Linked DNA regions of Homo sapiens: regions 2 and 3 are each linked to region 1. A link is a contact called in ENCODE Hi-C or POLR2A ChIA-PET data. All regions are on one chromosome and are shown on one strand. The core of a region is the stretch at or near the end of the contact, and the rest is flanking DNA. Distances in the headings are between cores, read along the strand shown. Region 1 holds the start of ZNF736 (zinc finger protein 736). Region 2 holds the start of CRCP (CGRP receptor component). Region 3 holds the start of GUSB (glucuronidase beta).

What was found. Hi-C counts contacts between places; a loop is a spot of excess contacts on that map. ChIA-PET counts read pairs that join two places held with the same protein, here RNA polymerase II (POLR2A). Pooled maps may share reads with other maps.
Region 2: a map of naive thymus-derived CD4-positive, alpha-beta T cell shows a loop between it and region 1 (11-fold over the local background). The contact joins the promoter of CRCP here to the promoter of ZNF736 in region 1. A Hi-C loop is called at or near these places in 2 of 168 maps with a recorded cell type or tissue (ascending aorta and naive thymus-derived CD4-positive, alpha-beta T cell) and 9 of 50 pooled maps. POLR2A ChIA-PET finds 5 or more read pairs at or near these places in 1 of 52 experiments (activated CD8-positive, alpha-beta T cell).
Region 3: a loop to region 1 is called in a pooled map, with 10 times the contacts of the local background. The contact joins the promoter of GUSB here to the promoter of ZNF736 in region 1. A Hi-C loop is called at or near these places in 3 of 168 maps with a recorded cell type or tissue (CD4-positive, alpha-beta T cell, CD4-positive, alpha-beta memory T cell and naive thymus-derived CD4-positive, alpha-beta T cell) and 12 of 50 pooled maps. POLR2A ChIA-PET finds 5 or more read pairs at or near these places in 1 of 52 experiments (activated naive CD4-positive, alpha-beta T cell).

What each region holds. Positions count from the first base shown.
Region 1 is chr7:64,312,318-64,315,962 of GRCh38, forward strand. It overlaps ZNF736 (zinc finger protein 736), which reads left to right and starts at 1,644. Exons shown (of 4, transcript NM_001170905.3): 1 at 1,644-1,836. The coding sequence starts at 1,834. RefSeq lists an enhancer at 1,697-1,876.
Region 2 is chr7:66,112,792-66,116,436 of GRCh38, forward strand. It overlaps CRCP (CGRP receptor component), which reads left to right and starts at 2,056. Exons shown (of 6, transcript NM_014478.5): 1 at 2,056-2,179. The coding sequence starts at 2,172. RefSeq lists silencers at 932-1,122, 2,551-2,845 and enhancers at 1,769-1,898, 2,436-2,964.
Region 3 is chr7:65,980,611-65,984,255 of GRCh38, forward strand. GUSB (glucuronidase beta) reads right to left here and starts at 1,603. Exons shown (of 12, transcript NM_000181.4): 1 at 1,364-1,603. The coding sequence starts at 1,573. RefSeq lists enhancers at 1-192, 1,649-1,778.

The sequences.
Region 1 (3,645 bases), core at 394-2,893:
ATGGGGATGAGTATCCACTTTTGGGTGTCCATTCAAGGCCTGTCCCTGAAATCTCATAAGCCCCCATCTCCTGGACTCTCCTATCCACATCTTTTACTTGAAAAAGCCAAAGACACGCAGCTGCCTCTCTCCAACTCTCTCCCCTCTTCCTAGCTGGCCTCCAAAAACATGAAGCACTCCCTTATTAACTCTGTGGTGAGATTTTAACAAGTCACAATGTTATGTGGTCCCTAGCTCCACCGTTTCCCAAATCCACTCAGCCCAGCTCTTCCAGGCCTTTACTCTGATTTCTCTTATAGAGGCATTTCAGGGACTGTTGCCACAGGAGGGAAGGGCTGAGGGAGAAAGGCCCCTTGCTCTTTTGATGTGGAGGCCTCCAGCTGGGAGGGAGGAGCTCTTCCCTCTGAATCCCTGGAGCTCTTCCCCATCACAGGTACCTGCCTTTTTGCTGCTTTAGCCTCATCTGGGCTTTCTGTGGTTTCTTCTCTAGGGTGGCCAACTTGGGTGTCTTCCTCTGCCAGGGTCAAGGACAAGGTCAGTGATATTATGCTCCCTTCACCCAGTTATGCCCAGTTACATTGACCTGGTACCCTGGATAACTGGTGTGAGTCAAGCTGGTCCAGTGCTCCTGCCACCTCCAGTAAACTCTGATTCTAGATTCACTCCCTGCTGCAACACTCACTGTGTGTGGAACCTTGGGCATGCAGCCAGGCCTCCCTGAGACTGTTTCTCAACTTGAAAGTGTGATGGGAACCACACCTACCTCACTGGGCCTCGTGAGGACTCAGTTATATGTAGCCGTCACCATTGTTCTCATCATCATCTCTCTCAGGAAGAGCCAGGCACAAGCACTCTCAAATTTTTCTCCTTTGAAGCTCCTCATTACCCTGTGAGGCTCATCATCCCTACATTTTTTAGATAAGAAAACAGAGGCCCAAAGAGGGCAGTGACTTGCCCAGGGCTCTACAGAAGAGGCCGGCTCCTCCCCACACCTGGAGGCCCTGACCTAGCTGACTTTACCCCACAGCCCAGCACTATCCCTGACTAGGGTCCCATCTTGGTTCTCCATGCTTGTTTAGGTCCTCAGGCAGGCTCAGCTTTGGTGGGAAAGAGACAGGGTGTTTTGGGAGGCCTGGGCGAGTGGCACCTCTAACCAATCTGCTAGGCCCTCACCTCTCAGTCTCACTGAGACACTCCATTAATTGGAAGCAGACCCAAAATTGCTTCACAGACTGAAGGTGATAATTGTCTACAGCCAGCTGAAGCAGCTGCATCTCCTGGAGGACTTTGATCTCCTGCAGCTAAAGGGAAAGACAGGATGCTGAGACAGGGCCTGCAGCATACACATAACTATAATTCAGAATGTAATATATACACACACACGAAAATATAATCAGAAAGTGATATAATCTTATATGCAAGGTTAAATACAAATGTCTCTCAGGCAGGGCCAGGCCCCCAGCACAGGGAGGACTCGCCTGAAAACGCTGCAGGCAAAAACCTGTCACCCTTGCCTCATTCAGCCCAGTGTCTGATTACATCTTCTGTCACTTAGGATTGAAACGGGTGGGGCCTGGAGCCCTAGCCAATCAGTGGCGCCAGCGTGAAACTGTCCAATCAAGTGCGCAGCTACAGAGGAAGAGGCGGCCTCTTCAATATGGCGGGGCCTTTGTCTCCTAGCTTCCGGGCTCTGATCCTAGTTCGCGTCTCCACTGTTCCATCTCCTCCGTTCCTGGAGTTCCTCGGTGACTCTACTATAGCTTCTGTTATCCTGTGACCTGCAGGTACTGGGAGATCCATAGGGAGGACGGCGGAACATCTGGAGGCTGGGAAATGGTGAGTGCGTGGAGTGGGTGTCCCGAGAATGGGGAAGAGGCTGTTTGAATCCGGCCGGAACCGGCTGCGGTGGTATCTGGGCCTTCTCGCGGTCTGCTCTGGAGTCTGCATCCCCGAGTCCCCGCGGGCACAGCTCAATCCTCATTTCCCTCCATCGCAGATTAGGGGCTGAGCCAGCAGCCAAAACGCTACGTCTTGTTTTGTCCCTAAACTCGAATTTCTCCCCAGCTCAGATCCCTTCCTGGGCAGCTCTGTGCCGCAACCTCGAGTCTCCCTCCTCCAGATTGTGTGGGGGTGTTGGGAGTGTCATAAGACGGGAATTCTCATTTAGGGTCTGGAGTTCCTCCGTGGAAGAAGCAGTGGGCCGTGGGGTCCCTAGTCCCTCCTTTCTCCTTTTAAAAATAAAATCATGGCCCTTTTTTAAATTTATTTATTTTTGAGACAGTGTCTCACTCTGTTGCCCAGGCTAAAGTGCATTTCGGTTCACTGCAGCCTCCACCTACTGGGCTCAGATGATCCTCTCACCCCAGCCCCCCAAGTAGCTAGGACTAGAGGGGTGCGCCACCACGCCTATTTTGTTTTGTTTGTTTTTGTAGAGACAGGCTTTTGCCATGTTGCTCAGGCTGGTCTCGAACTCCCCGAGCTCAGGTCTCAGGTGATCCGCCCGCCTCGGGCCTCCTAAAGTGCCGGGATTACGTGCATGACCCACCACCCTAGCCTAAATTGAGGCAACTTTAGGATATAATTTGGATGTGTTTTCCAGCCCAAATCTCCTATTTAAATGTAATCCCCCATGTTGGAGGTGGGGCCTGGTGGAAGGATTGTGGGCCCGGATTTCTCACGAATAGTTTAGCACCATTCCTCTTGGTATTGTCCTCTCAATAGTGAGTGAGTTCCCTGAAGTTCATCATTTAGAAGTGTACAGCACCCCACCTTGCCTCTTTTTCAAGCTCTTGCTTCACCTTCATCCATGATTTTAAGCTTTCTGGGTGGGGCCTCCCCAGAAGCAGACGCTGGTGTTATGCTTTCTATGCAGCCTGTGGAACCATGAGCCAATTAATCCTCTTATAAATTACCCAGTCTGAGGTATTTATAGTAATGCCAGAAGCGATTAATACAAATAGTTTACTTGCACAAACAGTAATTTATCAATCAGAGAACACCCAGCTATGATTTGTTGTTTGGGGGCTCAAAGGAGGGTCTTGGAACAAAAGGTTGTTTTTTTTTTTTAAGAGGTATGAGGAAGCAAACCAGATTCAATATTTGATTGGTTACAGTTACGTATTGCATTTGCAGCCCTCCGGTGGAAATGTCCTGGTTATGTAATTAGAGCTTTTTATTGGCAGCTTGTGGTTGGTTAAGCCTAAGTTGTTTTGTTGTTGTTGTTGTTGTTTCTCAAAGTTAATAATTTACCAGAAATTCCTTCGACGTAGTTAGGTTTCCTTAGGCAGAATCCCAGGGCACCATGGCCACTTCAGCCTAATTGCTAGCTATTTAATTATTTTAATGCTCCACAGGGTCGTTGGTTTTCTCTGCATTTTTCAAATGTTTGGCAAGCAGGGTCTCAAATCTAAAACTGTTCTCCCAGCCTAACTGTTCTAGGGACTGTATAAAATTCTAAATTTCCAATTTCTTTCCCACATTCCCAAATGCCAACTATCCCTCTCCAAATCACATTATGAACTATCAGTTCTTTATTTAATTTTAAAACGGATGTGGCATTTTGTTTATTTTTGTTTAACAGAGCCGTGGGTGGCTCTTTTTAATATATTAGTCTGTTTGTGCATATTTCACAGGACAGAAAAGCAA
Region 2 (3,645 bases), core at 806-3,305, 1.8 Mb after region 1:
CACGCCCGGCTAATTTTTTTTGTATTTTTAGTAGAGACGGGGTTTCACCCTGTTAGCCAGGATGGTCTCGATCTCCTGACATCGTGATCTGCCCGCCTCGGCCTCCCAAAGTGCTGGGATTACAGGCGTGAGCCACCGTGCCCGGCCAGCCTCCTTTTTAAGTAGTTTTCCATTGCACAAATGTAGCACATTTTATTCATCCACTCATCAGTCTCTAGTTAATGCATCTGTTGTATATGTTCAGATTGGCTGGGGTTCAATACCCACTGGACAACTTCCTAGATGAGTGACTTTTGGTAAATCATAATCTCTCCAAGTCTGCCTCAGTTTCTTCAATTATAAAATGTCAATAATAATGCAATGTACCTCATAGAGAGTCATGGTTGTATTGCCACAGTAATTAATAAAGTGCCAGGAACTTTATAAGGATTATTTAACACCCTTATTATTTACAAAGTAGGCAACAGAGGCTATTGTGGTGGTTCACACCTGTAATCCCAGCACTTTGGGAGTTGGAGGTGGGAGGATCACTTGAGGCGAGGAGTTCAAGACCAGCCTGGGCAACACAGTGAGACCCCCATCTCTACAAAAAAATTAAAAAATTTTGTAGCTGACTCTTTGGACAATAAAGAATTTTATTTTAGAAAATTAGCCAGGTGGCTGGGTGCAGTGGCTCACGCCTGTAATCCCAACACTTTGGGAGGCTGATGAGGGTGGATCACAAGGTCAGGAGTTCAAGACCAGCTTGGCCAAGATGGTGAAACCCCGTCTCTACTAAAAAAATACAAAAATTAGCTGGGCATTATGGCGGGCACCTGTAATCCTAGCTACTGGGGAGGCTGAGGCAGGGAACTGCTTGAATCCAGGAGGCAGAGGTTGCAATGAGCCGAGATCACGACACTGCACTCCAGCCTGGGCAACAGAGTGAGACTGATCTCAAAAAAAAAAAAAAAGAAAAAGAAAAAGAAAAAAAGAAAATTAGCCAGGTGTAGCGGAGCGCACCTGTGGTCCCAGCTACTCTGGCAGGCTGGGGTGGGAGGATTGCTTGAGCCCAGGAGTTCAAGGCTGCAGTGAGCTCTGATTGCACCACTGCATTCCAGCCTGGGCGACAGAGCAAGACCCTGTCTCTTAAAAAATAAATAAATAAACTGCAATGTTTCTGGCAGCCCAGATGCCACCAGCCTCACTACTCTCTGAGAGGTGGGATTTTAACATGCAAAGGCCCACTAACCCGATCACGTCTCACAACTTCAGCTGATTAATACTTTGTTAAAACCTAGACCACGAAAACAGACAGAGCCCGGCGAGGTGGCTCACGCCTGTAATCCCAACACTTTGGGAGGCCGAAGCGGGTGGATCACGAGGTCAGGAGTTCAAGACTAGCCTGGCCAAGATGATGAAACCCCGTCTCTACTAAAAAATACACAAATTAGCTAGGCGTTATGGCGGGCGCCTGTAATCCCAGCTACTCGGGAGGCTGAGGCAGGGAATTGCTTGAACCTGGGAGGCAGAGATTGCAGTGAGCCGAGATCGTGCCACTGCACTCCAGCCTGGGTGACAGAGCGAGACTCTGTCTCAAAAAAGAAAAAAAGAGGCTGGGCACGGTGCCTCACGCCTGTAATCCCAGGACTTTGGGAGGCCGAGGCGGGCGGATCACGAGGTCAGGAGATTGAAACCATCCTGGCTAACACGGTGAAACCCCGTCTCTACTAAAAACACAAAAAATTAGCCGGGCTTGGTGGCAAGCGCCTGTAGTCCCAGCTACTTGGGAGGCTGAGGCAGAAGGAGAATCGCTTGAACCCAGGAGGCGGAGGTTGCAGTAAGCCGAGATCCAGCCTGGGCGACAGAGCGAGACTCCGTCTCAAAAAAAAAAAAAGGTTAAAGAAAAAAAGAAAAGAAAACACAAGATAATCCTGTCCGCAAACGCTTAGCAGTCTTAAATCGGCCTGGTGGAAGGATGCAGGGACACTCCCCCACCCTGCCCCCCGAAAAAGGGGAACGCGCAGCGCGAGGTTCCGGGTCCGCCAAGCTCCCGGCATGCAGCGCGGCGATCCCGGCGAGCACCTTGGCGCGCGGAGCTGGCACCTTGGCGCTGTTGGTGGCGGCGGAGACAGCTGTGAAGTGTGAGGTTCTTTGTCTGCTGGCAGCTAGGGGCGACGAGGCGGGACGTCATGGAAGTGTAAGTCTTCTCGGGCGCGTCCCTTTTCGCCCGAGGAGCCCAACGGTTTGACCGCTGAGAGCTGAGAGCCGAGAGCCGTGGGGACTGGGCGACCCTCGTACGGGAGTGAGGGCAGCGGGCCGGCCCTGTCCGGGAGGGCCGCGGGGTGGTGACGGGGACGAACGGGACTCTCGCTTTGCCCTTCCGAACCTTCGCTTCCCCTCCACGCCGTGTCTGGTGCGGGGCCGAGCACTTCCGTGTCCGGCTGCCTTTCAATGTGCCCCCTCCTTCTCTCATTCGTTTACCAGCGTTTCTGGGTCACAGTGCGGGGGTGGAGCCCAGTCTGGTATCCGACCCCGGACTTAGAAGGCTATAAAGGCCTGAGTCTGTCCGCCCTGAAAGTAGGTGGAGGAGAGACGAATCAGGGCCGGGTAGAGCTCTGCTTGCAGCTGTAGGCCCCTGGAGAGCCCTCGGAAGAGCTGCCCTCGGAATTTGATGGGAGCAGTAAACACTGTGAGGGAAGGGGCTGGTTTTGGGGTGGAGAAGGGAAGGACGTGAACCAGGACTGGGACCAGAGAAACAGCAGGGGGTGTGTGGGTGTGTGTGCAAGGCGAGGGTAAAAGATTTTCTGACAGTTTAACTCCACGTGGTCTTTTCCATGCTTGCTCGTTGCGCCTGGTGCAAATGGAAGATTTTGCATCTACTCTGAATGTGGGCTTTATACGGTTGATATTAATTTGTAGGTATTACTATCTTGTGTTCTCTTTGAACTGATTATTTGATACAGTTTCCTTTATGTTCTTTTGCCTCATGTTTAATGGTTATATGTACTATGGCATTTCACATTTTTACATTTTTAATTAATTGTTTTTTCTTAAGAAACAGGGTCTTGCTCTGTCCCCCAGGCGGGGTGTAATCATGGTTCACTGCAGCCTCACTTTCTGGACTCAAGCAATCCTGCTTCAGCCTCTTCAGTAGCTGGGACTACAGGCCCACGCCATCACTCACCGCTAATTTTTTAAAAAAAGTTTTGTAGATGCAGGGTCTCACTACAGCCCAGGCTGGTCTCCAGCTCCTGAGCTCAAGTGATCCTCCTGCTTTGTACTCCCAAAGTCCTGGGATTGCAGGCGTGAGCCACTTCACCTGGCCTCTTCCGATTTTTTTTTAAACACAATATGTCTGTGTAACTGAAATGAAAGGCTCATGAAACAATAATGTGTGGCGTACACTCTCATATTGTCTATTTTTTATTAATATGAATGGGGCCAACCGTGGTGGCTCACACCAGCAATCCCAGCACTTTGGGAAGCTTAGGCAGAAGGATCACTTGAACCTGGGAGGTGGAGACCAGCCTGGGCAACATAGGGAGACCCTGTCTCTGCAAAAAATTAAGAAGTTAGCTGGGTGTGGTGGTTCATGCCTGTAGTCTCAGCTACTTACGAGGCTGAGATGGGAGGATCACTTGATCCCAGGAGGCTGCAATGAGC
Region 3 (3,645 bases), core at 353-2,852, 1.7 Mb after region 1:
CTCAGAGTGGATGGGGCACAATATCTCCTGAGACAGGAGCAAGCCCAGGGCCACATCCCAGCCAGAGGCAAGAAGGTTCAGACCTGTGACTAAGAGGCAGATGGCCACTGCCTGTCACAGGGAGGAAGGCTGGTTGGAGGAATGGGGGGAGCTTTGCTTAGGACACTGTGAGTGGGGTGCACACTGGCACCCAGCCCCCTCCTCTTTCCCTCCTGTACTGAATGCTGCAAAGTCAGAATAAGAGGATGTAGACCAGGCAAAAGCCGCCCAGACCTCACCCAGTTCCACTTCTCTGCAGATCACATCCAAGTCAGGAGGGGAACAGGGGTGGCGTCCTGGGCCTGATGTCATGTCCTGTCCTCTATGTGAACCTTGAAAACCAAGGGACTTCCTGCCTCGGCAGAGCTGACCTCAGGACATCTAAACTGTCACCTTCTCCCGATCCCCGGGCCCAGCTCTGTGCAGTGCATGCCGCTGTGGCCAGAGTGTGTGGGTGGCTCATGCCAGTAATCAGCGCTTTGGGAGGTCAACGTGGGAGGATGGCTTGAGGCCAGGAGTTCGAGACCACCCTGGGTAAATAGTGACACCCTGTATCTTTTTTTTTTTTTTAAGTTTTTTTGCCTTTTTTTTTTTTTTGGAGACGTAGTCTCACTATGTCGCCCAAGTTGGAGTGCAGTGGCATCCTGATCTCAGCTCACTGCAACCTCTACTCCCGGGTTCAAGCAATTCTCCTGACTCAGCCTCCCAAGTAGCTGGGATTACAGGCATGAACCACCACACTTGGCTAATTTTTATATTTTTAGTAGAGATGAGGTTTCACCCTGTTATGTTGGCCAGCCTGGTCTCAAACTCCTGGCCTCAGGCGATTCGCCCGCCTCCACCTCCCAAAGTGCTGGGATTACAGGTGTGAGCCACCGAGCCCAGATAATTTTTTTTTTTTCAATTAGCCAGGCGTGTTGGCACCCCCTAAATTGCAAGGCTGGGGCGGGAGAATCGCTTGAGCTCAGAAGTTAGGCTGGCGCCACTCCGCCCCAGCCTGGGAAACAGGTGCAAACCCAGTCTCAAAAAAATTTTTAAAAATTAAAAATAAATATTGAAAGGAAGGATACTGCACAGACTCAGCCTTTACCTCGGGAAAGGGCTCGGCAAGAGCCTTTTCTCCTCCTGCCTAATCCGCCCCGGCCCTCCAGGGTGCTCCTGTTCCCCCGTCCCCCAAGCCGGCGCCCCCAAGCCCGTTGACCTTTAACCTCCTGCGGGCCCCAGCTCGGAGACGCCCAGGGGAAGAAGTCTGCGGGGGGCCCGGGCTCCCCTACTCCCACCGCCGGGCTTTCGGGCGCCTCCCGGCCCTGCCCCGAGATCGCACCTCCCACAGCGGCCGCCGGTACCACTGCTCCTCGAAGCCCCGGCGTCGGTTGTCAGAGAAGTCGGCGCGGAAGCTCCAGAGGCCGTCCAGCTCCTTGCACTCCCGCGACGGGCTCTCCTGGGGGTACAGCATCCCGCCCTGCAGCCCCAGCGCGCAGCCCCACAACAACGGCCCGAGCGCCGCCCAGGCAACCGCCGACCCCCGGGCCATGCTTCCCGGTCCCCCGCTCGGCCACCGTCTGCGGCGCTAAGAAAAGCGCGGGAGGTGCCCGTAGGGCGGGTCGCGTGACGCGCCGGTGTCGTGATGCGCCTGAAGCCATCCGCGCCATCTTGGTTGAGGACGAGTGCCAGGCCTGGAGGGGCGGGGCCGGGCGCTGCCCGGTAGGGCTTGTGGCTGGAACCCCAGGCTAGGCCTTTGGGGAAACGGGACCCTCACCCTCAGCCCCAGCCGATAAGGGCGAGGTCTGCTCCCCACCCCGACCCAGGCTGGACGATCCAGGGCCGCAGGCCAGAACAGAACCCCTGAGATCGGTGGGATCCCCCTGTTTCTTCAAGGAGCACCTCCACTTGCTTTTCCCAGCAGGAATTCAAGGAGGCCCCAGCGGCGCCTCTTCCATGCCTGTCTGATGCAGCCTCTTGCAGGGATGCACGTCCTTGGGATGCGGCCATAGCCTTGACCCTGGGCTTCTGGAGCCCTGACCTTAACCCAGGGGCCAAGAGCTCCCTCTTGGTGTTGCAGGCACATAAAGATGCAGGGAGAGAGGCCAGGTGCACTTTGGGAACCCGAGGGGGGCAGATCACTTGAGGCCAGGAGTTCGAGACCAGCCTGGCCAACGATAGTGAAACCCCGTCCCTATTTTGTAAACATACAAAAAAAAAAAAAAGAATTAGCGGGGCGTGATGGTGCGTGCCTGTAATCCCAGCTACTCAGGAAGCTGAGGTAGGAGAATCGCTTGAACCCGGGAGGCAAAGGCTGCAGTAAGCCGAGATCGCACCACTGCACTCCAGCCTGGGCAACAGAGCGAGACTCTGTCTCAAAAAAAAAAAAAAAATTGCAGGGAAAGGGTGCCCTGCGGGACCCCAGTTTACTCCAGTAGGGAAGGCACCGTGTGGGAGAGGTAGAGGAGGAGATCTGGAGACAGCAAAGGAGACATAGATTTATGGAGGGGACTTTCATACAGGGACGGTGCAGTGGCCATTGCTGGACATGAGAACCACTACCATTTGTAAAAAGCATGCAGCTTACATAACATTTTCAACTAGCATCCTCGACCTGTTACTGGTGGAGTTCCGGGTGGTGAATCCCTACACATCAGCAACAACCTCAATTCTTGCCTCCTCAGAAGAAAGAATTGCACTGAGGGGCATAAGGCAGAAAGCCAGAGGGAGGTAAGCTGCAGAGCAGTAGTAAAAGCTTGTTAAAAAGCAGGCCAGTGCTGAGCGTAGTGGCTCACACCTGTAATCCCAGCACTTTGGGAGGCGGAGGTGGGGGGATCACGAGGTCAGGGGTTTGAGACCAGCCTGGCCAATATGATGAAACCCCATCTCTACTAAAAAATTAGCTGGGCATGGTGGCATGCGCCCGTAGTCCCAGCTACTCGGGAGGCTGAGGCAGGAGAATCGATTGAACGCGGGAGGCAGAGGTTGCAGTCAGCCGAGATCGCACCACAGCACTACAGCCTGGCGAGAGAGCAAGACTCAGTCTAAAAAAAAAAGCAGGCCAGGCACAGAGGTTCAGGCCTGTAACTCCAAACTCCAGCACTTTGGGAGGCCAAGGCGGGAGGATCACTTGATATCAGGAGTTTGAGACCAACCTGGCCAACGTGGAGAAACCCCATCTCTACTAAAAATACAAAAATTAGCCAGGCGTGGTGGCAGGCACCTGTAATCCCTACTATTTGGGAGGCTGAGGCAGGAGAAATGCTTTAACCCAGGAGGCAGAGGTTGCAGTGAGCTGAGATCACGCCACCGCACTCCAGCCTGGGCTACAGAGTGAGATGCCATTTCAGGAAAAAAAAAAATATTAAAAAACTTTAGAACAGGAAGGAAAGAAGGAAAGTACAACTTGGAAGAGGGCCAAGTGGGTGATCTAAGAAACCAAGTGCCTTGGCCAGGTGCGGTGGCTCACGCCTGTCATCCCAGCACTTTGGGAGGCTGAAGCAGGCAGATCACCTGAGGTTGGGAGTTCGAGACCAGCCTGACCAATATGGAGAAACCGCATCTCCATATTTAGCTGGGCATGGTGGCACATGTCTGTAATCCCAGCTACTCGGGAAGGCTGAG